Linked DNA regions of Homo sapiens: regions 2, 3 and 4 are each linked to region 1. The links are chromatin contacts, found by Hi-C or POLR2A ChIA-PET in ENCODE. All regions are on one chromosome and are shown on one strand. Each heading gives the region's core, a stretch centred on a gene start or an enhancer-like site at or near the end of the contact. The rest is flanking DNA. Distances are from core to core; before and after follow the strand shown.

Evidence for each region. A loop is a pair of places that touch in the nucleus more often than their neighbours do. ChIA-PET counts read pairs that join two places held with the same protein, here RNA polymerase II (POLR2A). Pooled maps may share reads with other maps.
Region 2: a pooled map shows a loop between it and region 1 (2.5-fold over the local background). The contact joins the enhancer-like site here to the promoter of OXCT1 in region 1. A Hi-C loop is called at or near these places in 2 of 50 pooled maps.
Region 3: a map of naive thymus-derived CD4-positive, alpha-beta T cell shows a loop between it and region 1 (16-fold over the local background). The contact joins the promoter of ANXA2R-OT1 here to the promoter of OXCT1 in region 1. A Hi-C loop is called at or near these places in 1 of 168 maps with a recorded cell type or tissue (naive thymus-derived CD4-positive, alpha-beta T cell) and 10 of 50 pooled maps. POLR2A ChIA-PET finds 5 or more read pairs at or near these places in 2 of 52 experiments (MCF 10A and naive thymus-derived CD4-positive, alpha-beta T cell).
Region 4: a map of naive thymus-derived CD4-positive, alpha-beta T cell shows a loop between it and region 1 (19-fold over the local background). The contact joins the promoter of TTC33 here to the promoter of OXCT1 in region 1. A Hi-C loop is called at or near these places in 1 of 168 maps with a recorded cell type or tissue (naive thymus-derived CD4-positive, alpha-beta T cell) and 11 of 50 pooled maps. POLR2A ChIA-PET finds 5 or more read pairs at or near these places in 1 of 52 experiments (PC-9).

Annotation. Positions count from the first base shown.
Region 1 is chr5:41,866,730-41,872,742 of GRCh38, reverse strand. It overlaps OXCT1 (3-oxoacid CoA-transferase 1), which reads left to right and starts at 2,318. Exons shown (of 17, transcript NM_000436.4): 1 at 2,318-2,462. The coding sequence starts at 2,385. OXCT1-AS1 (OXCT1 antisense RNA 1) reads right to left here and starts at 2,713. Exons shown (of 3, transcript NR_046635.1): 1 at 2,551-2,713; 2 at 2,361-2,452; 3 at 502-1,977. It overlaps LOC102723752 (a long non-coding RNA gene), which reads right to left. Exons shown (of 3, transcript XR_925956.4): 1 at 3,141-6,013. RefSeq lists enhancers at 1,722-1,771, 2,602-2,681.
Region 2 is chr5:43,102,231-43,108,243 of GRCh38, reverse strand. No RefSeq gene overlaps it. Among named protein-coding and RNA genes, the nearest start is that of ZNF131, 16 kb to the left of the region's middle. RefSeq lists an enhancer at 2,528-2,637. Within about 2 kb of position 2,448, at least 27 of the 41 ENCODE cell types and tissues checked have a DNase peak (open chromatin) inside an H3K27ac peak, as active enhancers do.
Region 3 is chr5:43,063,721-43,069,733 of GRCh38, reverse strand. ANXA2R-OT1 (ANXA2R overlapping transcript 1) reads left to right here and starts at 2,295. Exons shown (of 3, transcript NR_104651.1): 1 at 2,295-2,436; 2 at 2,577-2,647. It overlaps LOC100132356 (a long non-coding RNA gene), which reads left to right and starts at 2,763. Exons shown (of 1, transcript NR_034127.1): 1 at 2,763-4,547. LOC100506639 (a long non-coding RNA gene) reads right to left here and starts at 2,711. Exons shown (of 3, transcript NR_102752.1): 1 at 1,948-2,711; 2 at 1,517-1,764. RefSeq lists an enhancer at 2,684-3,083.
Region 4 is chr5:40,753,103-40,759,115 of GRCh38, reverse strand. TTC33 (tetratricopeptide repeat domain 33) reads left to right here and starts at 3,155. Exons shown (of 5, transcript NM_012382.3): 1 at 3,155-3,292. RefSeq lists an enhancer at 3,132-3,281.

The sequences.
Region 1 (6,013 bases), core at 1,069-3,568:
GGCGTGGGCCACTGCACATGGCTAAACATTTCTAAACATAAAAAAGCTACAGTAAAATATGTTATTATAATCTTATGGGACCACCATCATATATGCTGTCCATTATTGACCAAAATGTTATGTAGCACATGACTTGGTGTATGTACACCCACACCCACACATACACATACGTATCATAACATAATACAAAAAAACAAAAAAAAATACAAAAAAACAAACAAAAAAATCTTTCCTCATTGCATGACTGGAATCAGACCTTTTGTTTAAAGGCTTTGAATCCAATTCTCCCAGTTTTTAAAAGTGTGGAAGTTAAACTGTAAGATTCCACAAAGAAAGGTTTCCAGAATATAACATATTTGCCAGAAACTGCCTTTCAAAGCAAGTGGGAAATATCCTTACTAGTTCGGAAAAGTTCAGATATTTAAAAGAAGTAAAATTTTGCACACCAATTAAAATTGAAGTGCCTTTGTGTAACTAGAAGTGAAATCAGCACATAAGAACTTTTTTTGTAATTTGTAATCTAATTTATTCAAGTTGAAGAGACTTGCACATTATTTAAAAAGTATAAAATGAAGTCACAGTCATCAAAAATACAGTACAGTGTGTTTTGACCATACAGTAATTAGGGTGATTTTCTCAGGAGACTTAGTCACATAGCATGCAACATTTAAAATGTGTCTTCCTCAGCCAAGAGCAACAAAGTGAGACCAGCCAAGAGTCAGTCATATGACCACCGGCAAAGTTGCCAATGCAGTTTTTCCATTTCATGTGCCCTGTGGAAGGGCAAAAGTGGAAAAGCAGACCCAATCGCAATGGGCAAAAGTGGAAAAGCAGACTCAATTGGAATGCTAGTTTTTTTCACATTGTGTAAGTTAAAGGTACAACAGCTGCTATATGCTAAATTATCACTAGTTATGGGACTTTAGTTACAGTACTTGAATTTCCCCCCAATCCAACTTCTTAAAATGTGTTGAAATACCAACTAGCAATAAGTTAATTTCTCCAGTGTAATTGAATAGTCTAACTTGGTATCTTACTCCTTAACTGATTTTGACTAAAATTATAATATTTACAGGAAAAAAAAAAGTTCAGAGTTAAAAGAATACCATGAAAGGGCAAATGATTTTATGGACAAACTTTGAACTGCATCTTCACTGTTCATTACCTTACTGTATTTGCTAAGGAAGCTAAGATCTCATTTAATTTTTGTGTGCTTTGCTTTGGTTCAAAACTAACATCACATTCTCAGAACTTGGTCAGGCCTTAATCAAATAAAATGCTATTGAGCTTCCACTTGGTCTTTCCACTCTGCTAAGTGCAAAGACAGTTCTGGAGAAATCAGTCGTGGCTCATGTCCTCAAGGAGTTGGTCAAAAGACAAGGCTTGGCGAATATGTACGTGCCATGTCAATGAACTGCTACAATGGAATAAACTTATAATAATGCCTAACATTTATTGACTCCTCATAATAAGGCCATAAACTTTGCATGAATTAACTCATAGAAACGTTATGACGTTGTATCACAAGCAATCCTAATTTGCAGATGAGGACACTGAGGCTTAGGGAAGTTATCTAACTTGCCTAAGGTTAAAGCAATATACTGCTTTTATGGTTGCATCTTTAGTAATCTCTGGGGTTGCTGGGACTCCAGTGCGAGAAAGAGCCCGAAATTCGCAAACTTGGATGATGGGGAAGAAAAGGTGTGCTAAACTCAGGTCACAGAGGTCCAGTCTTAATCTTGTTCCTCTGCAAGCCTTGTTGCTCACACCTCTTGACCGACAGTTCGAGGCAAGTGCTCACAGCAAACTTACTCTATGTAAGCCAAGGCCAGATGTGGGGAGAAGGGGCTGAGAAATGTTAGAAACGTGAACGCAGTCCAGGCGGGAGAAGAGAAGGGGGCCTCGAGGGGTGCCCCTATGCAGCCCACACACACGCCAGGCACTAACTTGGAAAAGCAACAAGCTTGGCGGGAGATCCTCCCGCGGCCGGAGGGCCCTGAACCCTAGGCCAAGACTCATCCACAACCTAGGGGGAGGCGGCCACCAGCGCCCCATCGAAGCTAAAGGGCTGACAGAAGGGCTGTAGCGGCAAGTGTGCGCCAACACAGCTGCACACGCCCAGACACCTGAGGCGCTGAGAGGAACTTCCCCGCGATCCGCCCCGGCTGCACAGAGCCTCTTCTCCCCGCCGGGGCCCCGCCCAGCCTCACTTCTTTTAAAAGCAGCAGCCAGCAGCGCGCCGGTGGCGTGCGGCTCGAAAGGCCGGGAGGACGTCATCGACGCGCTGTCGAGCCTCCAGCCCGCCCGGGTTTCCTTCGCAGTCGCGCACCGACGCTCAAACGCGCGCTCCAACCCGCAGCCTCCTCCTGCCTCACCGCCCGAAGATGGCGGCTCTCAAACTCCTCTCCTCCGGGCTTCGGCTCTGCGCCTCTGCCCGCGGATCTGGGGCAACCTGGTACAAGGTAAAGTGCGGGGGAAGAGGAAGGCCATGGGCAGGAAGAACGTGGACCAAACCCTGAGTGGTGCCCGCGTTTTCTTCTCTGCCCCTACCCGCTCTCTCCAGCCTGGGATCTGGCATCCGTGGCGCGGTGCCCTGGTCACGGACACGCGGCGACGCGTTCCTGGCCTCGCCGGCCCCTCGGATGACCGCCTTTGCTTGGTTCTGCAGTCGCTTCCCTGATGGAGCGAGACGCGATAAAGAAGCGCGCGGAGAGGCTGAGAAGGGGCGGGAGGACTCCTGGCAGCGCTCCCGAGCCCTTTGGCGCTCGTCGGCTTCCCTCCTGGCACCCGCCCTTGGATAGGGACTCTGAGGGTCTGAACGGGGGGAGGAGGGCGCCAGTATATGGAGGTTTAGGAGTGAGGCAACAGCGGGTAGGTTTGCGCCCCCGATGTTGGATCTCTGGGCAGAGGAACCTCTAGAGGCCCAGAACCTGAGGCTGGGTTAGCCATGGCTCTGCTCGAGTTCACCGGGGCTGGATGCCGGGTGCGGCGGGTGTGGAATGCCGCTCCCATCCTCTCCTCCCTATTTGGCTCTGCTGCCCCGTAGACTGGAGCGCTCGCCAGGGCGTCTTGCCGGCCAAGCTGGGAAACCATCCGAGGTGTGTCCCTGGCCCGCGCCTGGGCTGCAGGGGAGGACAAACCTTTCTCTCGAGGCCCCTCGTATCCGGGTTAGGGGCTTTCGGTTTTCAGAGCCCTTTGAAATCCTTTTTGTGCCCCACTGCCGACTCTCCACCGAGTGGTATCCGGAGGCATTCCCACCGTGGACTGACTTGTGGTTTTGCCTTATGCACTGTCCTCGCTTGTAAGCCCACCCCTGTCTGGAGCCCTAGGAGCGAATTACAGGACCAGAGCGCCAGGTCCAGGAGGGTGGCTTTATCCCCGCCGTCTCAATCGCGGGAGCCTCTTCCTTGGTATTCAGTAATAGGTCTGAGCTTGACAGCGTGCCATGCACACGGTGCTTACTCCTGAAGCGTGCCTGCCTGGCCCCATTGCTCTTTCCTGCATCCAATCCCTGACCGCTGAGAACACAGAGGAGCCACTGAGCTCCTTCGGTAGGTGCTAGGGAATGGTTCAGAACTGGACCATTTTACTCTTAAATGCCTCTTAGGAAGCATTTTTATAACTGCAGATAGACTTGGATATATAAAGCATTATTAAAAGGGAACTTGACCTTCAGTGAGATTGCAGCGGTGCTGAAGCTAATACAAACCAGAGCACAGCGATACCCTTGGGCCGAGGTCAGGAACGTTCCTTCTTTTGACAGTTACTGATTTGCCCAACTGTAATTTACTCACTTCAAGTCTTTTCCATCTTGAGTATATCATTAAACCATTTCCGAAGCTCAGCAAACCTCATCTTAGAGGGACGAGATGCAAATAAGGGGTTCTGCTATATCTCATTAAAAGTTCATACAGAGTTCAAACTTAGCCCTGTCAGGCTTGATTATCATAGGTCTAACTCCTGCCTTCCACTATTCCCCTAGCTTGTGGCTCTTAGTGCCCTTATTGTTTTTTTTTTTTTGAGACGGAGTCTCGCTCTGTCGCCCAGGCTGGAGTGCAGTGGCGGGATCTCGGCTCACTGCAAGCTCCGCCTCCCGGGTTCACGCCATTCTCCTGCCTCAGCCTCCCAAGTAGCTGGGACTACAGGCGCCCGCCACTACGCCCGGCTAATTTTTTGTATTTTTAGTAGAGACGGGGTTTCACCGTTTTAGCTGGGATGGTCTCGATCTCCTGACCTCGTGATCCGCCCGCCTCGGCCTCCCAAAGTGCTGGGATTACAGCCCTTATTGTTTAGCACTTTAAATCCTCACCTGCTGCTTCTGTTGAACTGTACCACTTATCTACTTGTTTAACTTTTCAGATGTGTATATTGTCTCCTCAACCAGATGACAGTTCCCCGATGGCAGAGACCATATTTATGCCTTACACTTAGTCTCCCTCAACAAACACACTACTCTGCATAGATCAGATATTCTACACATGTTTAAAGTACGGATGAGAGAACCCTCCAGGCAAACAGAAACCTTGAGTTTTTCCACTAAACATAACTAACAGCTAAAACGAGATAGTTATTTTCTTAAATGTTTAACATTTTTATAATGGGCAGGCCCAGTGTCTCGCAGACCTGAGAGTGCATCAGCATTACCTGGAGGTTTTCTAAAACAGATTGCTGTACCCACCCCCAGAATTTCTAATTTAATAGGTCCTGGGTGGGGCCCTAAACTTTGCATTGATAAGTTCCAGGTGATGTTGATGCTGCTGGTCTGGGGACTGACTGCCCCTTTCAGAGTTATCTGGCATGGACTTAGGTGAAAATAGACTATTGGGAGGTATCTTCTTTTCTTCATTATTACTGAGGGGCAGTGGGGAGCATTTAATACTATTTTCACTATAGAAAATTATTAGTGGGAAAAAGGTTATAAGAGTACCACTAACACTTTACCCACCATTCATCCTTGACCCTGTCTTTTCCCAAATCTCTTTCCAACCTCTGACTCTCCTGAGCTGCAGTCCTTCTGGTGCAACTGGTGAACTTCACTTGGATGTCAGTTGGTGCTTAAAGCTCTTTCTGATCCAAAGCAAACTAGCCATAAAGTGGCTTTCCCATTCCTTGTTTTGTTCTTCTATCACTGTGCTTAACAGCACCAGTATCCATCCAGTATATAAGCTGGAAATCCTGGAACCATCTTCTCTTCTCCTTGCTGCACTTCCAATTGATCACCAAGTGTCATATGTGTGCCTCTTTCTGAAATGTTCCTCAGTGCTGTCCCTGGCATTCTTTCTCAGCAACTGTTTCTTCCTTATAGCTCCCCAATTAAATACTATGATTGTGTTTAAAATTTTGTAATTATTTAATGACTACTATCTTTGCTAGTTTGTAAGTTTCATTATAGCAGGGGCTATGTCTGGGTTTTATTTTCAATATTTTAACTTTGTAGCCCCAGTATTTTGTATAGTTGGTACAAATGAGTGAAGGAAAGAAATAATGAGTTTCCATACCACTTTCTTAATTCAGGCTTCCTTTGAGTTGTGACATCTGTTTCAAAAGCTTTGCTGTCCCTTCGTCATGGAATGATCAAGTCACAAATCAACACTAAAGAACTTACTCATGTAACCAAATACTACTTGTTCCCCAAAAACCTATGGAAATAAAAAAATTAAAAAGAAAAGAAAAAAGAAACTCTGCAGTGTGGTCTGTAAGGCTTTTTACAAACTGCCTCAGTCTGCTTCTCCAGCCTCATCTTCATGAACCTCTCTCCATGAGACCTGATCCCGCATGTCTGTAACCACACAGCCTTTTCATATCGCTGAACTCTTACTCATGTGGCTCCCTTGTTTGGAATCACTGTCCTGACAAGTATTTAACACCTGGCAAACTTTGGTTTTCTAGTCCACCAGGTAGAATGAATTACTCCTTCATCTGTGCTCCTTCGGAGCACTGAGTATCCCTCCAGCATTGGAGAAGAACATGTATGTTCCCTCAATAACAATGCACACCACTGCTGTAGAGAATT
Region 2 (6,013 bases), core at 1,199-3,698, 1.2 Mb before region 1:
CATGATGGTGCATGCTATAATCCCAGCTACTTGGGAGGCTGAGGCAGGAGAATCGCTTGAACCCGGGAGGCTGAGGTTGTGGTGAGCTGAGATCTCGCCATTGCACTCCAGCCTGGGCAACGAGCAAAACTCTTCTCAAAAAAAAAAAAAAAAGATTGTTTGGATTTATTCTCATTGTTCATTTCTGAGATGTTATCACTAAAGACTCCTTTAAATATTCCATTTTTGTGTAAGTTGGTAATCAATGTTTTGTCCTTAGTTGGGTCAGACAGAGTTAAAAGGGAATCAGTGCCCATGCTCATGGCTAGCTTGATAGTGATAGTGATCAATGAGTTTCAAAAGGCTAGGAGAAAACCAGGGAGCAATAGTGAGAAAGCATGAGTTTAGTCAGGCTCCCTCCCTCATCACCCCTTGTGTGTAAACTTTAGAGTCCAGAGCATTATTTTTAGTGATGAAGGTAACACTTTTATATGTTCATTGGGTTCTTCTGAATCTTTTAAGCTCCTGTTGTTTTCTTTGAGGGCCAAGCGAACAGAGTCCTGGCCAAAAAATAACATTATAGTGGTGAAGATAGAGACATTGAGGGTTGTACTGATAACCTGTGATAGGGAGAAGATGTGGATGGTTTTAGTGCAGACCCTTGATTTGAATATACTTGTAATCAAATAACTTGTGTTTTCCTGAAATAGAGATTACTAATAATATCACTTAATAAGATGACATTAGTTACATAAAAACAGACAAGGTAGCTGTATCAACACATTTAGAATCTTTATTGAAAAAATAAGAATAGCAGAATAGGACATGGAATTAATTGAAAAATAAAGAATACATAGAATGATAAAATTCAGCACTCTCATAGCTCTGACTAAAAAAAATATTTTTAAAAATTCAGCATGCTTTCTCTCAGCACTGAGCAGTGCAGTTTAGGACATGTTTTTGGCAAATTGTTGGTATTGGTTTGTCTTAAAGGATTCATGCATAGGGCTTAAGAAAGCTTCCTCTTACACGGTACTAAAGTGGCCTATTAATGTGTCTCTCTCCCCTAGATTAGAATTTTTTTGAGGAAACTGAGACTATATCTTCTCTGTGGTCTCCTAGAGGTCATCAGGGCCACTTTCATTTTAGAGGTTCCTGGTATATTAAAAAATCAAGAAATCGGCCAGGCGCAGTGGCTCAGGCCTATAATCCCAGCACTTTCGGAGGCCGAGGCGGTCGGATCACGAGGTAAGAAGATTGAGACCATCCTGGCTGACACAGTGAAACCCTGTCTCTACTAAAAATACAAAAAAATTAGCCGGGCGTGGTAGCGGGTGCCTGTAGTCCCAGCTACTATGGAGGCTGAGGCAGGAGAATCGCGTGAACCCGGGAGGCAGAGCTTGCAGTGAGCCGAGATCGCACCGCTGCACTCCGGCCTGGGGGACAGAGCAAGACTCCATTTCAAAAAGAAAAAAAAATCAAGAAATCCCAAGTTTCCAAAAATTGTAGCCTATTTTAAATATTTACATTTAACAAATTTCTACTTTTTCACAAATCAGAATATAATACAATATAATCCAGCTTTTCAAAAGCTAATTTTCGGAATTCTAAGAAATAACATATTGTTAATAATTCATCGTGCCCTAGGGGGACAAAAATTTAAAGTTGAAGAATTAGCATCTTTCAGTCCTGTCACTGTAGCTCTGTCTGTGAGGCCTTCCACATATAAGAAGTGTCACGTCAAATGTGCCTGCTGTCTCCCTCAGCCCAAATTCTTGTCTTGGCCCTGGTCTTGTCATCTTTGTACCACGAGCCTAGTACAGTGGTTGCTTCATGGCGGACACTCAACAAATGCTTGTTGACATTTGTTTTTAAACTAAACTGTTTTAAGAATGATTCATTTGCCTTCTGAAAGTCAAGATACCAGAAAATGAGTCTGTTATTCAGTTTCTAGAACTCCTAAAGCACTATTTTACACATAATTTTCAGGCTTTGCCAAACTGTTACTAAACTTACAGTGGATGCTTTCCCCACATGATTCAAATTTCTGGTATGGAAAAATCTAAGCATAAAGGATGTGTGTGTGGAGGGGGAGGGAAGGCAGTAAATACCTCAACTCCTGACCCCATGAACCCATTTTATTAGGGATAAAACCAACGGTTGACTCATTGAGGGACTTTCTACAGTCATCTCAGGTGTATGCTAGACATGAAAGTCCTAGAAAGTTCTAGAAACATCCCAGTCTGTGGAAAGCAGCACCACCTCATCATAGCTGAATTTAGAACGACAGCATTGATCAATTCTCTTAGCACTGTATGAGCCAGGGTCGACACGCAGCAAGTCTTATGGAGCCCGTGTGCTGCTGCCCTCTAGTGGTTCTTCGGCCTGTGCAGGACCCACCGCTTTTCTCCCACCGTGAGGGGGCAGCAGAACTTCCAGGTTGTCAAACGCTGAAATCCGCTGGGCTGCTGAAACCAGCCAAGTCCATGGTCCTCCCCTCAAGGCACCGGAGATCATCAAGTAGTGCAGGAGTCATCAGTCCCAACACTGGGAGAGATGAGATTTGGTCCTTCAACTAAAATGCAGGATCGCACCGCTAGTCCTCTTCAGTGTCATTCCCTGCTTTCAAGGATACAAAACCAAGGGGACGAGGACCGAGGACAGAATGGATCTGCCAGCAGGAACCCGAAGCCAAACTGTCTTTCTCCCCACTCTTCCGCCCCCCCGAAAATGAAGGTTACCGTCGGGAGGGAGGGCATGTGGCAGTAGTGTCTCTAGTGGACAAAAGGTGATATGTCCATTGTAGTTTGATTCACTCTTCAATTCTCCTGGTTTGTTGTTGTTTATATTTCCCAACCAAGGCTTCCTGTCCTCTCAGTTTTCTTTCTTTCACATTATTTTTCTCCCTAGATTCACTTGCTCGGATAGCTCCTAGATCCTGTGCCCTCATCATCTTTTCCAAGGCCATCATCAGGACTCATGCAGGCTTTTTTTTGGGGGGGACGGAGTCTTGCTCTGTCGTCCAGGCTGGAGTGCAGTGGCTCGATCTCGGCTCAGTGCAACCTTCACCTCCCGGATTCAAGCGATTCTCCTGCCTCAGCCTCCTGAGTAGCTGGGATTACAGGCACATGCCACCACACCTGGCTAATTTTTGTATTTTTACTAGAGACGGGGTTTCACCATGTTGGTCAGGCTGGTCTCGAGCTCCTGACCTCGTGATCCACCCGCCTCTGCCTCCCAAAGTGCTAGGATTACATTTGTGTTCCTGGTTGGTCGTTGAGGAAAGAGGAGATTGGCGGGGTGGGTGGTGGTGGGAAGGCTCATTGGGGGAACTGGCCCTTGGTCCTGGGTATCTTGGCTTTGTTGGCCAAGGGGTGTGTGGTGGGGTTGTCTGTGGTCAGGATTTGAGGGCTTCTGGGAGGGGGAAGCCGGCCAAGGGTAGAGAGCTGCCAGAAGTCAAAATCGCGGACATGGGTTGGGCTGCCGAAAGATTCAGCAGACAGACAACAGCCCCGGCAACTGTGCTTAGCCCTGAAATGCCTCTACTGAGTCCTCCTAACATTTAGTCCGAGTGTGCCAGGGTGCCTTTCTGACGCCTTCCTGTTGCTCTCCCTGCCATCTCTACCATTCTCCTGCTTCTTAGTGCTTTGGATCAAATAATTGGGCTGGAGAAGAGCAAGTGGTAGGGGACAGACGTCTGATTCTGGCCTATTCTGCAGTCATCCTAGCATGGGTTTAGAGAATGACATTTTTCTGTTTGCAAGCAGGGTAGGCCTGTAGACTAGGGATTGTGTGTGGGAGGCTCCAGCATGGTCAGTGACAATGGAGCTGTAATTATGGGTCTCAAATTCAATCATACAATCTAGGTACATCTGGGACTTGGGATTGGGGTAGGTCTGGAATCTGGTTACGTGGGAAAACTTTCCTTGGACAATTTTCATCTAAGAAGCGGCACTTTCATCTTCATGTTTCACTTTCAGTTTCATGGTTCTCTCCCACACCCCACCCAACCACAAGCACTCCCATTTCCTAAGCACATCACACTCCTGATGCCCCCATTTCTGGACTAGTTCGGTACTCAGCAGGGATTGGAGGAGCTCCTTGCTCCTGTTCTGAACACTGTGTTAATGGAATTTGGCAGGGCGTGGTGGCTCATGCCTGTCATCCCAGGGCTTTGGGAGGCTGAAGTAGGAGGATTGCTTGAGGCCAGGAGTTGAAGACTAGCCTGGGTAACACGGGGACACTGCCCCCCGCCCCCCGCCCCCGTCAAAACACACACACACAAAGTAAAATGAAAAAAATAATAATAAAAAAGATAGGAATTAACATGTACAAAAGAGACCAAAATGTCTATTTAAATATTTTACTTCTTTGTGGGAGAGTATTAAGAAAAAATATTTATAAACTTTCAAGATGAAATGTTGAGAGTTTTTCTTCTTTTGTGTTTTTCTTGTCTAAAAGTTGTGATGATAAAAAATAAACATTCTCAAAATATCCTAAAAACAAAATATATCTTGAATATTTACATGTTTTATTAAGGAATCTAGATTCATTTCTTTCTTTTTTTTTTTTTTTTTCTGAGACGGAGTCTTGCTCTGTCGCTCAGGCTGGAGTGTGGTGGCGCGATCTCGGCTCACTGCAAGCTCTGCCTCCCAGGTTCACACCATCCTCCTGCCTCAGCCTCCAGAGTAGCTGGGACTACAGGCACCTGCCACCACGCCCGGCTAGTTTTTTTGTATTTTTATTAGAGATGGGGTTTCACTGTGTTAGCCAGGATGGTCTCAATCTCCTAACCTCGTGATCCGACCACCTCGGCCTCCGAAAGTGCTGGGATTACAGGCATGAGCCACCGTGCCCGGCCTAGATTCATTTCTTTAAGAACATTATTTTTAAAAAGGATGTAATAAGTTTGTAGACATAAAATTGAATGTGATATCACTCATATTTCCTTTTCTGGTTTTTAGGAAAAGAAACAGCACACTCAAATAGTTTAAGCCTATAGAGATTTATTAGGGGTTAAAGATAACTTAAAATTTGATGGAAAGGTGAAGGCAGATTTTCAACTGAACTTCAGGAATGGCTCTCAGAACCAAACTGCAAAGAACCAAACTGCAAACTAGCTCCCTAAGGGTGAAACTCGGAAATTTGAAAACACCGAATCAGGTAAGTATCACCCCAGCTGCCCTTTTTGAACTCTCGTGCATGTTGGCTGTTGTGTTGGTATACACAGGGCAAGGAGACATTCCCAGAGTTGAGAGAGGCCAAAACACTGAGACCCACCTGCCTAAGAATCAATGACTGAACTTGCCAAGATGCCGCAGTTCCTTCAAGAAGACACAGATGCTGCATCCCAATGGAGCTTACATTAGCTAAAAGCCAGCACTTGGGGAGGTGGACAGACACATGTCCAGAGTGCCTTGGAGAGCACAGGCCACCGCTGAAGCTGTGAAAAAAGGCTAAATACATGGTGGAAGCAGGAAAGGAAAGGAACCCCAGACTTGCTCCTGGCTCACAGTACTACCTGCTTCCCCATGCAGAGACACCCCAGTGAGGGCCCTCATATTGCCCTTGTGGACTTCACTGGGACTGAACCCTTCAGACCTAAGAGCTTCTAGGGCTCAGTTATTGGAAACATTTTCAGTTTTATTCTTCTGAATGACTTAAAGATTTTTCAATTAGAAAAACTCTCTTCATGAATGACATGTACTAATGTACTAAAGAACTTTGCTTCTAGATCTATTTAGAATTGTCACACTTCTTCTACTACTGATTACTACTGTAATCTACTGGGATTACAGGTGTGAGCCACTGCGCCCGGCCATTTTTTTCTTTCTTTCTTTCTCCTTTTTTTTTTTTTTTTTGAGGTGGAGTCTCGCCCTGTCGCCCAGGCTAGAGTGCAATGGCGGTATCTCAGCTCACTGCAACCTCCACCTCCTGGGTTCAAACGATTCTCCTGCCTCAGCCTCCCGAGTAGCTGGGATTACAGGCGCCTGCCACCATGCCCAGCTAATTTTTGTATTTTTAGTAGAGACGG
Region 3 (6,013 bases), core at 1,046-3,545, 1.2 Mb before region 1:
GTGTAAGCCACTGCGCCTGACCAGTCTTTTTTTTTTTTTGAATGTTTAAAAATGTTTCCATTTTGTGCCACCTTCCTTTAGTCAACAATAACCCAAGTTTTGTTATTATTAGTTTATTGGTTTAGCCAGATTTATCTTGATGAAATTTTACAAAAATATACTTTGCGGCTGGGCACTGTGACTCATGCCTGTAATTCCAGCACTTTGAGAGGCCGAAGCAGGTGGATCACTTGAGGTCAGGACTTTGAGACCAGCCTGGCCAACAGGGTGAAACCCTGTCTTTACTAAAAATACAAAAATTAGCCAGGTGTGATGGTATGCACCTGTAATCCTGGCTGCTTGGGAGCTGAGGCAGGAGAATAACTTGAACCTGGGAGGTGGATGTTGCAGTGAGCCGAGATCGTACCACTACACTCCAGCCTGGGGAACAGAGCGAGACTCCGTCTCAAAAAAAATGCTTTTCTTTATTCTTTGTTTCTTCTTCTATATGACAAACAATGAAAGAAAGTATTAAAGGCTGGGCATCATTTGTGGTTTGTGTCCCACAGTTTGCATTCCAGATTTGATCTGGTGCCTAGAACCTGCATACACTTAGCATTGCCACCCAGCACCCAACTCTACCACATCTGTATTAGTCTGTTCCCACACTGCTATGAAGAAATATCCAAGACTGGGTAATTTATAAAGAAAGAAGTTTTAATTGACTCAAAGCTCTGCATGGCTGGGGAGGCCTCAGGAAACTTACAATCGTGATGGAAGGCACCTCTTCAGAGGGCCGCAGGAGAATGTGTGCCAGCAGGGGAAAATGCCAGGCAATTATAAAACTATCAGATCTCGTGAGACCCACTCACTAACACGAGAACAGCATGGGGAAAACCAACCCCATGATTCAATTATCTCCACCTGGTCTCACCCTTGACACATGGGGATTATTACAATTCAAGGTGAGATTTGGGTGGGGACACGGAGCCAAACCATATCAGCATCTCTCCTGATTTTCCAAATGCAAATGTCTTATAGTCTCTTGCTGAGGAATATACAGTTGCCGACTTGCCCTTTCTCTGACCACCCCACACAAACACCATATTGGAATCAGACAGAATCTGAATGCCGGAACTAGAATGCCTCCTCCTTTAGGGAAGTAAGCTCCATAACTCCTGTCCACATTCCTAACCTGGAAGAGTGACCCCTTCCCTCCAGAGGTGCTGATCCCACCATTTTTGCTAAAATAGGAAGCTAGGGTGGAAACGGAGAGAGGAATGGTGGGTGAGATATTTTGTTTTTTCAAAGGCTCTGCACAGTATCTTCAATTAGATAAAGTGGCTGTAACTTTTCTTCTATTGACACTGCCCTCTTTCCTTTATTCTACTGCCTGCAAAAGAAGGCAACTGAAGAAGCCTCAAGTACCAGGGCAGGTTTTGGCTAGCTGAAGAAAGGGTAAGGTATAGGGGGGAAGACTGGAGGTGACCATCTTGGGAGTGGGTGAGAAGTGAGAGCCCAAAATGGGTCTTCTTACCTCTCTGGTACATTCTGTGCTCTTCTCTGGTCTGACATCCGCCCAGGTTCATCCAGAAAAAGATGGAAATGATTTGAACAGGATAAGCTAGGGTGAGGATTAGACACGATGAGTTCAGCTGGAGACACTCATGGTAGAGTCTGGAGGTCTCTTTGGGGGATCACTTCCAAAAGTGCAGATTTTTAGAAAAACGAGAAAGGTTCTGGAAAGGGATGTTTTCCTTCTGCTCAATGGCAGTTTCAGGTTTCCTGTAAGAAAGGAGTTTGTAGCGTCAGTATATTTGACAAATGTGGGAGAGGGAAGATTCAAGAGCTTGAAATTGCATTGCACTTCCCAAAGATGGAGAAGACATCAGGGATGAATTTCAAAGGTGATAGAAATCGGGAACTGCCCTTTGAGGATTTCAAGGGGAGAGGGAGCAAAGGCCTCACCATCAATCCACACGTCCTGTGCTAGAGTCTTGCGATTCTTATTTCCCCTACCCTCCTGCAACGATTATTCCCATATATCAAGGCCATCTGACAGAGTTAACCATCAGAATTAAATAGCAGTTCCCACAGAGTTCCATCCCCTGGAGAGGTACCTAGCTGCCGGGGCAGGCCTGAAGCCTCGGTCAGGAGGCATTGAGTCTTTCACTCTCCACGGAGGTCTTGGACTGAGAACTTCAAGTTCCAAAGGGATGAGGTGTCGGCTTCGCCCTTAGGAGCCTGGAGGGCTCTGACCAAGGAGAAGGGCGGAGCCCAGCCACTGGAAGGTTTGTTTCTTGCAGTGGAAGACGGTTGGCGACCCGGATGGCTTTTGTTACCAGGGCCAGCCCAATCCGCCCGATTCTCGGTCCCTATACTGCCTCCTTTTCCCATGCGCATCGCAAGGGATCGGTTGATGGGGCCCTCAGTATGACTTCGCTAGGAAAAATAAAGGTCTTCTTAGGCGGGAGGGGACTGATTTGAGGACGGAGGGTGGGAGTAGTGCCAGCAGCACTTTGTCGTAGTGGCACTGGGTGGGCAGTTATCAGTTGCAGTCCGCTCGTTTCTCAGTGCCCACGGTTTCTCACTGACAGTGCAGCTCGTTTCTCAGAGCCGGCGGATGTTCATGGGCAGCACCATCGAGCCAGAAGCAGTATTTGTCCTGGTAAGTCATTTCTCAACTGCCGAAGTGTACTAGGTTCCAGTCCCGCTGGTTTCTCGAATCTGCTAGTCCCACACGAGCACCAATAGGTAAACCCAGCCGGCAGTTTCCGGCTAGCACTTTCGCTATTTGAAGACATTAGGAAGTTATGTGGTGGCTCCGTACCCTCCTTTCTCCATCCGAGGCCGGGGTCCTAAAGTCGGTGTCACGGTGGCAGCACCCAGCGTTTTGTTGGCTCTTTCGCCAGCAGCGCCGAGCGGGGGGTTTTCTGTCACAGCACTTGTTGCACCGAATTTCTCGGTCGCAGAACCTCTCTTTTCCGAGGGTCGACATTTTCTGCGTGACAACACCGTTGGTTCCGCCAAAATGGATGTTGTCCTTGGGAACTCCTCCGGCTGGCGTCACTCTTAGGGTCCCAGCACCGCCATTTCGCCAAGCCGAGTTCTCTTGGTCGCGGCACATCTTGTTCCTCGGTGCCTCCATTTTCTCGGTGGCGGCAGCGCTCTGGTAGCCGATCTGAGGGATTTGGAATCGCAGCCAGTTGCGCAGAGTCTGGGGTTCCCGGGCGACGCCGGCGCTGGGCGGGGGAGCCCGCCGCTCCTCCGAGCCAGAGGCAGAGGAGCTGCGCGGACGCCGTCTCTTCACAGCGCCGCGAGCGCCGACGCACGGGTTCCTGCTCGGCCTCCTGAACCCAGTCCCCCGGCGGCGCCGCTGGCGTCTCTATCGCAGGCCCCTGCGGTTTCGCCCGTCGTTGGCTTCTTGGTCCTAGCAAGTTTCGATTTCGCGGTGCCCGCTATTTCTACCTCTTGTCCAAATAACTAGCCAAAATGTGATTTCTCAGCCTAAGCAAGTCCCGATTTAGGGCATCGGTCTAGCCCTGGCTGCGATTTCTTGGTCCTAGGAAGTCACTGTTTAGCTGTAGCAAGGCAGACTTAACCGTGCGATGGTGACTTTTCTTTTTCTTTGGTTCTTTTTCTTTTCTCTTTCTTTCTTGATACGGGGTCCGGCTCTGTCGCCCAGGCTGGAGTGCAGTGCCGCGATCTCGGCTCACTGCAACCTCCGCCTCCCGGGCTGAAGCGATCCTCCCACCCCAGCCTCCGGGGTAGCTGGGACCACAGGCACGCGCCACCACGCCCGGGTAATTTTTTGTATCCTTCCTAGAGACAGGATTTCGCCATGTTGCCTGGGCTGGTCTCAAACTCCTGATTTCTTAGTCTGACCAAGTCAGAGTTTAGTTATTTCTTACCGTAGCAAGTTGAGAGTTATTCCAGTTTGCGATTTCTGGTTGTAACAATTCTGGCTTTAACCATGCCTACATAATTTTAGTAGTAGCAAATTCCTGTTCCGTAATAGGAGCCCCCATTATAGCCATGCGTGCGGTTTATAACTCCTGTATTAATCTAGGTACTGAAGAATGCAATTTAAAAAAATTTAGCAGTGTCTGGAATTTTTAAATCATACCAAGTTAGAATTCGCAATAGTCTCGCCCTGGCTATGCTGGCGATTTTTCACTCATGTAGAAGTTGGGGTACGTCGGCTACAGATAATTGTTGGTGTCGCAAATACCGGTTTAACCATGGCTGTTTCTTCTTAATCCGAGGAAACTTCGGATAGGCGCAAGAGGCACGGGTTTAGTGCTGACAAATATAATGGTAGGATCTCACCATTCGACCCTGTTTGCAATTTCTTTCTGTTTGTAGGATGCTTTGTATGTTTTGTATACTCAAAAAAAAAAATTTTTTTTTGGTGTATCTTGTTCTGGCAGCGAGGTTATCAGTGTATTTTGTTTTAATTTCTATTTGCTTTTAAATTTTTAATTATTTTTTAATTTAAATGTTACGGTATTTTTTTCTTACCCACTGTCTTCCCCGGTAGAATAAATGTGGCGTATTTCTTCTACTGATTTTCAGTGTCACGTCTCAGGTTCTTTCTAACTTGCCTTCTCCCGTGAGCACTGAAGGCGAGCTAGTTCCCCGCCGCTAGGGTTCTCTTCCGCGGCTCTGCTCTTACGCCGAGCCAGCGGTTTCGCATCCGCACTTTCGCCACTAGGGGCGACTCCGTGTTTTCTCGGTTGCCGCGCTCTTGGTAGCGCTGAACAAAACAACATTCCTTGTTCACAAGACTCACATGTTCTTTGTGGTATCGCTTCCTGTGTCCTAGCACGGCTACTTTCCCCGGGCTGGCTGTCTCACTGTCTCAGCACCGTGATTGGGCAAGACTGCTGGCAGGGCTTGGCCTCGGTTTTTCTGTCACAGGCGTATTTCACTGGGTAGGCGCTTTCTCGGTGGAAGCACCCTACAACCTTCCAACCACCGATATTTCTCAGAGACGAGTTTCTTAGTAGCAATGCCTTAACTGCGCCAAAAATAAAGTTTGCCACAGGACACACCGCTATTCAGTGTGACACTTGATATTGATGCAGGATTTTGGCTCCTCAGCTCAGCTAAGTCCAGGTTGTTGTTGTTGTTGTTGTTTGGAGACGGAGTCTCGCTCTGTCGCCCAGGCTGGAGTGCAATGGCGCCATCACTGCTCACTGCAGCCTCCGCCTCTCAGGTTCAAGCGATTCTCCTGTCTCAGCTTCCTGAGTAGCTGGGATTACAGGCACACGCCACCACTGCCACCTAATTTTTGTATTTTTCGTAGAGACAGGGTTTCACTATGTTGGCCAGGCTGGTCTTGAACTCCTGACCTCAGGTAATCCACCCACCTCGGCCTCCCAAAGTGCTGGGATTACAGGCGTGAGCCATCGCGCCCGGCTAAGTTCAGGTTTTTGTTTCACCATCATGAAGAAATGGGCACGCAGATATCGAAGAGTGAGTGCAGTAGAATTTACTAAGCGAAAAGGAAAGCTCACAGCAAAAAGAGGGGTCCTGAGAACAGGTTTCTGGTTGCCCCCTTAATATTTAAATACAAGGGCTTTTATTTAAAAGCTGATGGGGCTAGGTTCCCTGTTTGTATAAGGCGCAAATTCCTGGTGGCTCCACCCCCATTGCCCCAGTGCATATGCGGGCCCTTAGTCAGCAAGGGCACATTTAGGCCAGGCGCCTGTGCAAGTTCTTTTATTCCGGAGGTTCTCTGGGGACCCTTCCCTTACTGTGTGCCTAAAGCAAGCTGGCTGACTCCTTTTCCTGTGTCCCAGTACCCCTGGTTCCTCAGACTGTAACTTTCTCAGTTGCAGCACCGCTCACTTGTCAAAGCAGGATTGACCTCCGTGGCAGCACCGCTGGTGGGTCCAGCCCGCAGCTTCTCCTAAACAGTTTCGCTAGTTTCTGGGTCCTAGCACTGCTAGTGGTACCATAGCGGCTCTTCATGGGTCGTGGACTTGCAGGATGTTTGCCAACTCCATCCCACGCTGCCTCCCTAGGTTCA
Region 4 (6,013 bases), core at 1,906-4,405, 1.1 Mb after region 1:
CGGGATGCTGAGGCACGAGAATCGCTTGAGCCTGGGAGGTGGAGGTTGCAATGAGCCGAGAACATGCCACTGAACTACCAGTCTGGGCAAAAGAGTGAGACTCTGTCTCAAAAAAAACCCCACCAAAACAACAACAAAAAAAGTACCTAGAAATATAAAATATAGTGCCTGGCCACATTTAAATTGTCAAACATTGTGATTTTTATCTCGACTACATGAGTCTTGATTTCATCTAAAAACCAACCACTTGAATAAAACATGATAGATACAATAAAAGCCAAAGCAACTGCCATTTATCAGTTGCTAACACTTGATTTGGTTAGAATCCTACTACTGTTAGAATTCAATTAATATTAAATATTGTATCCATATGACATGATTAGGCAGGGGCTTGTGCTAGATTGTTGACACTCTGTTATCTTTAAAACAACAAAAGAAAACTGCTAAAGAGTGCTATGAGTAGTATATAAGGTTTTTTTAGGGAATGTATAAATTGCTGTAGGTATTTACCTTGGCTGTACAAGAATTGTCCAAGAAATTCTTGTTTGAAAAATCAGAATTTTTGAACTCTTTTATTTATTGTAAATAAACTATTTACTGTAAATGCCAATAAATTATGATAAATTTAAAGGATTTTGGAAAATGATCATGTTGTCTTAAAAAGACAGCATAAGACATATATTAAATATATTAGGTGAATCAAGATCATAGACCAGTCAGAGTTAGTAGAGAAGTAGTGGGTGAAGTATAAAAACTTAGTGGGAGCTACCCTTAAACACAGTAGAGGAGATCAGGGTTAGGTTACTTGAGAGATTTAGCAAAGACCCCTAGGTAGGGGGCACAGCTTCAAGTACCATTTACTCACTCTGCAACCTCTATTCCTTCTTATTGGCTACTATGAACTAATGACACTATGAATGTGACCATAAGATAAATCTTCCCTCTGCATGTCTTGTTAGGGAGGTACATGTTTTCTTATTTAAGACTTTCATAGACATATATACAGAAAAGTGCACAAATGAGTATTTGGCTTAATGAGTTTTCAGTATTTCAGGTACACAGGAAACATGACCATGTAAACCTCTAGGCAGATTAAGAAACATTGCCACCATCTTAGTGTCTTTCATAATTAATATCGGAAGTGATAAACGGTCACTTCTGCCCTCTTCTGTAGGTAACACAGACCAACCGTGGTACAATATAGGAAGGCAGTGCATAAGGATGTGAATGCCAGGAGTGAATGCCATCTTGGAGGCTGGCTACCGCAGTCATGCATTGATCGTTTTCAAATACTACTGGTTCACTTATGCAGCCTGCACAAATATTGATGTATTTAAGCAAACAATGTAAATAAAAGTCACAACTGATAATCACTTATATCAGAAAATTCTGGAGATACTGGGAAGCTGCCAAGATCATTATGGTGAATACCATTTTTCCAAAATCATATTTTTTTTTTGCCTAAAATCTTGAATTTTATCATTGGCAACAAACTCAATTTTTTTTTCTTTCCTCCCTCCCTCCCTATTTCTCTTTTTTCCTTTCCTTTCCCCTTCCCCTTTCCCTTTCCTTGTTTTTCTTGAAGTTACAGATTCCCTTTGTTCATTTTCAAGAAAGGTTTGTCAAATACCCAAGTCCGAATAACCGGTTTGTCACTCATCTTAGTAAAATTTGTGTTCCAGGAAAAAAAAGTATTTACTTCAGTTTATAATGCCATCTCACAGTAGCTCTTCTTTGATACGTCATACTTCAATATGCAGCAGAAGTACTTTGTGAGGACTTCCAAGTTTTTACAAAGAATATTAAGTGTCGGAGTGGTTATAATAAAGTAACTTTTACAACTTCATCAGGGATATTCTCTGGTGACAGCGTTCATTTTTCCATTTTTTTTTTTTTTTTTGAGACCGTGCCTTGCTCTGTCATCCAGGCTGGAATGCAGTGGCATGACCTCGGCTCACTGCAGCCTCGACCTCCCAGGCTCAAGGGATCCTCCCACCCCAGCCTCCCGAGTAGTTGGGATTCAGGTGCGTGCCGCCAGGCCTGGCTAATTTTTGTATTTTTGGTAGAGATGGGGTTTCGCCATGTTGGCCAGGCTGGTCTCGAACTCCTGACCTCCCAAAGTGCTAAGATTACAGGCGTGAACCACCGCGCCCGGCCCATTTTTCTTACTGTGAGCGTGTGGTGGTGAAGAGCTCCAGTACGGTTTGGTGTCATTACTGTAATTCCTGTGGAGGGGCCAGCACCTTGACCTACCATTGCTTTTCCACCATCAGTGCAAATGTCAGCATTGTGCAAAGGGCAAATCACGTCTTCATATTAGTATGAAAATAATTTTGGCTTTGAAAGGGTGTCATTGACCCTCAGGACAATCGTTGGTCGACATCAGTGGTTCTCAACGGGGCAGGGTGGGAGGGATAGTTTTTCTTCCAGGGGAAATTTCACTGGGGAAACCATTGGCTGTCACAATCGACTGGTGGTGACATCCCGTGGACAGAGACCAGAGATGCTGCTAAGCACCCTACAATGCACAGAACACCCCGTCCCCCAACAAAGCATTATCCAGTTTGAAATGTTAATGGTGCTGAGGCTGAGAAAGTATGACTTCCAAAAATGAGTCTTTTGGGCAGGAGAGTTGGAGAAATTAACAATCTTGATTACCTTTATTACATGTGCTCGTTTATTTTCAAGACATGATGCACAGCTACGTTCTGGCTGTAATTCTGCCTTCTGGGTCCAACTCACTTGTAACTTTAACGTGAAGCCTGCAGTTCAGCCTCGAGCCTCCCTGACTAGCCTCCCCGCCCGGCCGCCTCGAGCCCTTTATAACCGAATTTTGCCTCTCTGTTCTCTGCGTCTGGCCGACCTCATCAGCTAGGCTATAAACCCCTTCGGGGAAGGAGCATATCCTAATCCTTTGAATCCCGTAAAATAAGTTTTCCCCTCACCTTGTTCCCCACTGACGGGACGCGAGGCTGCGCGGTACCGCGGGGGCGGCTCCTCTCGGTGCGCTCTTCAGCCCGCGCAGCCTCATTTTCCCGCGCTCGTGCGCTGCGGTCACTCAGGGCTGCTGCTAGAGGGCGCGCCCAGCCGCGTGGCCCTGACTACTACAAATCCCAGAAGGTCATGCAGTGGGGGCGGCCGCGGTGACTTCTGGGATTTGTGGTCCCGGAGAAGAGATTGGCGGAGGGGAAAGACTGAGTCGTCTTTCCTTTGCCCGCTTCTGTGGACTGTTCGAACGCCCAGGGGTGGGCCAAACCCGTTTCTTAGGAAACCAGGAATCCAGGGAAGGCAGGTAGGAATTTGGGCGTGATAATTTCTGCTTCCAGTGGGAAAGAATGTAAACACGGGGCCTTGGGAGCCGTTATCGGGTAACTGGGGCTGCCCGGTCGGCGGTGGAAGCTGAGGAAGAGGAGGAAAAAGAGGCGAGTGGGTGTTGTGATTAGGGGAGAAAGGACCTTCGGAATAGGAGTTGAAACCCGACGGGATCCGGCAGAGCCTGGTCGCTAGGGTTGGTCTCCAGGGACAAGCGAGTCTGAGGGTCGGGCCCGCCGTGGCACCTTCGCGGAGCTGCGCGGCCGCAACCTTCCCTGAGCGGTGGGACGGGCGGGACGAGCCGGCCGCTCCCCGCTGGAGAGGTGTCTGCGGCCCGGGGCGGTCCGTGAACGCGCAGGTGACGTCCGGGGCAGCCTTTCTGAGCGTTTTTATTATTGTTGACCGATGAAGGGAAAGTCACTAATACTGGTTTTTCTCTTGCGGTGGCGTTTTTGGGTAAATCGTTTCTTGGATTCCTCACCTCTGAATACCTCCTTTTACCCAGAAGGATGCTGTTGTGATTTCCTGATCTTGTTCATGTAGTGGTTTTTCCCTTTGGGTGCTGCATCCTCAGACACACTCAAGACAAGCCCTCTCTGGCGGCTGGGTAAATGTGAAGCCGTCGCCAGTTGTTGAGCGCCTACTATAGGGATCTTTGTAACAGTACAGGAATTTAGAATACAGCGTCGTTGTTTAGAATCGTTATGCCATTCCTGAAATATAATCCTATATAAAAGGTTGAATTTGTCTGGTTTCATGAGTTTAACATGAAACCGGTGTGGATTGTGGTTTACTCTCATGGTTTCTTACTCTGGTAAAAAAATGTTAAGTCTAGGATGTTGAAGCCTCGTGCTTCTAACTAGACTCAGGAAAGCCTCCTTCATAAGAAGTTTTAATTTCATGTTCAGATAGTCATAGAGGAACAATAAACTCGTTCGGCTTAAGATATCTGAAACAACTGGGAATGTTAAATTTTCTAATGCAGAAAGTGCTTTGCATGCTCTAGGATTCACATACCTTTTTAAGCCTGGCTAAGTTTTCTTCAAAGCTTAAGTCCTCCAGAAAGCCTCAAGTGTCTCTTCTCTGATGTCATGGCATCCTTTGTTTACTCTCTTGTAGCACATATCGTGTATGAAATTGACTGTACTCTGTGGTTTCCAGACACTTTTGAAGAAAATATAAAACTTTGCTAATGGCCTTGATAACAGATTCATGCTTTTACACAGTAGTGGGCCCTTGATACTACTGTTTGGTATCTCTATTTTTCCTTTGTTGCTTTTCCTTATCTCCACAGTGACTATTTTAGTCTTTTCCCTTTTTCTCAAGAACTCAGATCTGTTATTTTCCTTTTACTTTGAGCAGATGACTAGCCGCTGTTTGCTGGAGAAATGTGAAGCTTGGGGCATGAAATTCCTCATTTTCCTTTCCCTCCATCCCTGAACTTGCCTGTATGTTTCACTCAATATTAACTCCTTTTTTTGTCTGAGAGGACTGTATTTTTGTCTCCCTCTTTCAGGTTAAACTTGTCGATTGCTAGTGGCATCAGGCCTCCCACACCCTCATAACCTCAGTCTGTCCTGACCTCTGCAGCCCCTGATCTCTAGGTCTCAAGGGATCTGTGGAGGAGAATGGCTCAAACACCTGAGGCAATAGTGGCGTGGTTTTTTCACATATGGTTGAGAGCCACCACCTTGGGCCATAACTTATACTTGTCCCCAGCATTTATAACAGTGGTTTGGGTTGGAAGATGGGGAGGGTAATTGGAATCTGAATGACCTATTAATTTTAAAAGATGTGTGGGTCTGTTTCTCACTTTTTCCTTTCCTTCCCACCCTATCACAGCCCCTCATGTAATCTACAGATCTGATCAACGGTTTTTTTTTTTACTTTTTTTTCTTTTGATCAATGATTTTTATTGTAGTTTACCTCCAGTAAACACACTAGGTGTCCTTTAGTATGAGTAGGGTTCCCACAGTGCCTGGTGCCTCACCTTATGAATAAAGAAAGTTTCATTTGGAATCTTGAAACCGGAAAACGTGGTCATCATTCTTGTTACCATTAGGGATAATCATAAATACAAGACTTCTTTTTATCTTGTCTTACACTGATATCTTGTGAGTCTTTCCTAATGATCTGTATTTTCTCAGGTTGTCCTCACTGTGTGCCTTTTAACTTCTGTTCCATAGTATCCACACTTCTGTTTTCAGCCATCTTCCCCTACAATACTCATAGTCATCTTCAAACATGGGAAACTCATTCTCCTATAATATGATCGGCCTGGGGAGAGAGTTTGCATTGTCCTTATTCCCCAGCACAGTTTATAATCCATTAGTCCTCCAGGTTTTAAAAAAAATCTCAGTTCCTGTGGAAAGTTTGTGGTTCACTTATATTATCAGCCTGTATATTTCTTTCTTTCTTTCTTTCTTTCTTTTTTTTTTTGAGATGGAGTTTTGCTCGTGTCGCTCAGGCTGGAGTGCAATGGTGCAATCTCGGCTCACTGCAACTTCTACCTCCTAAGTTCAAGCGATTCTCCTGCCTTAGCCTCCCAAGTAGCTGGGATTACAGGCATGTGCCACCATGCCCAGGTACTTTTTGTATTTTTGTAGAGACGGGGTTTCACCATGTTGGCCAGGCTTGTCTTGAACTCCTGACCTCAGGTGATCCGCCTGCCTCTGCCTCCCAAAGTGCTGGGATTACAGGT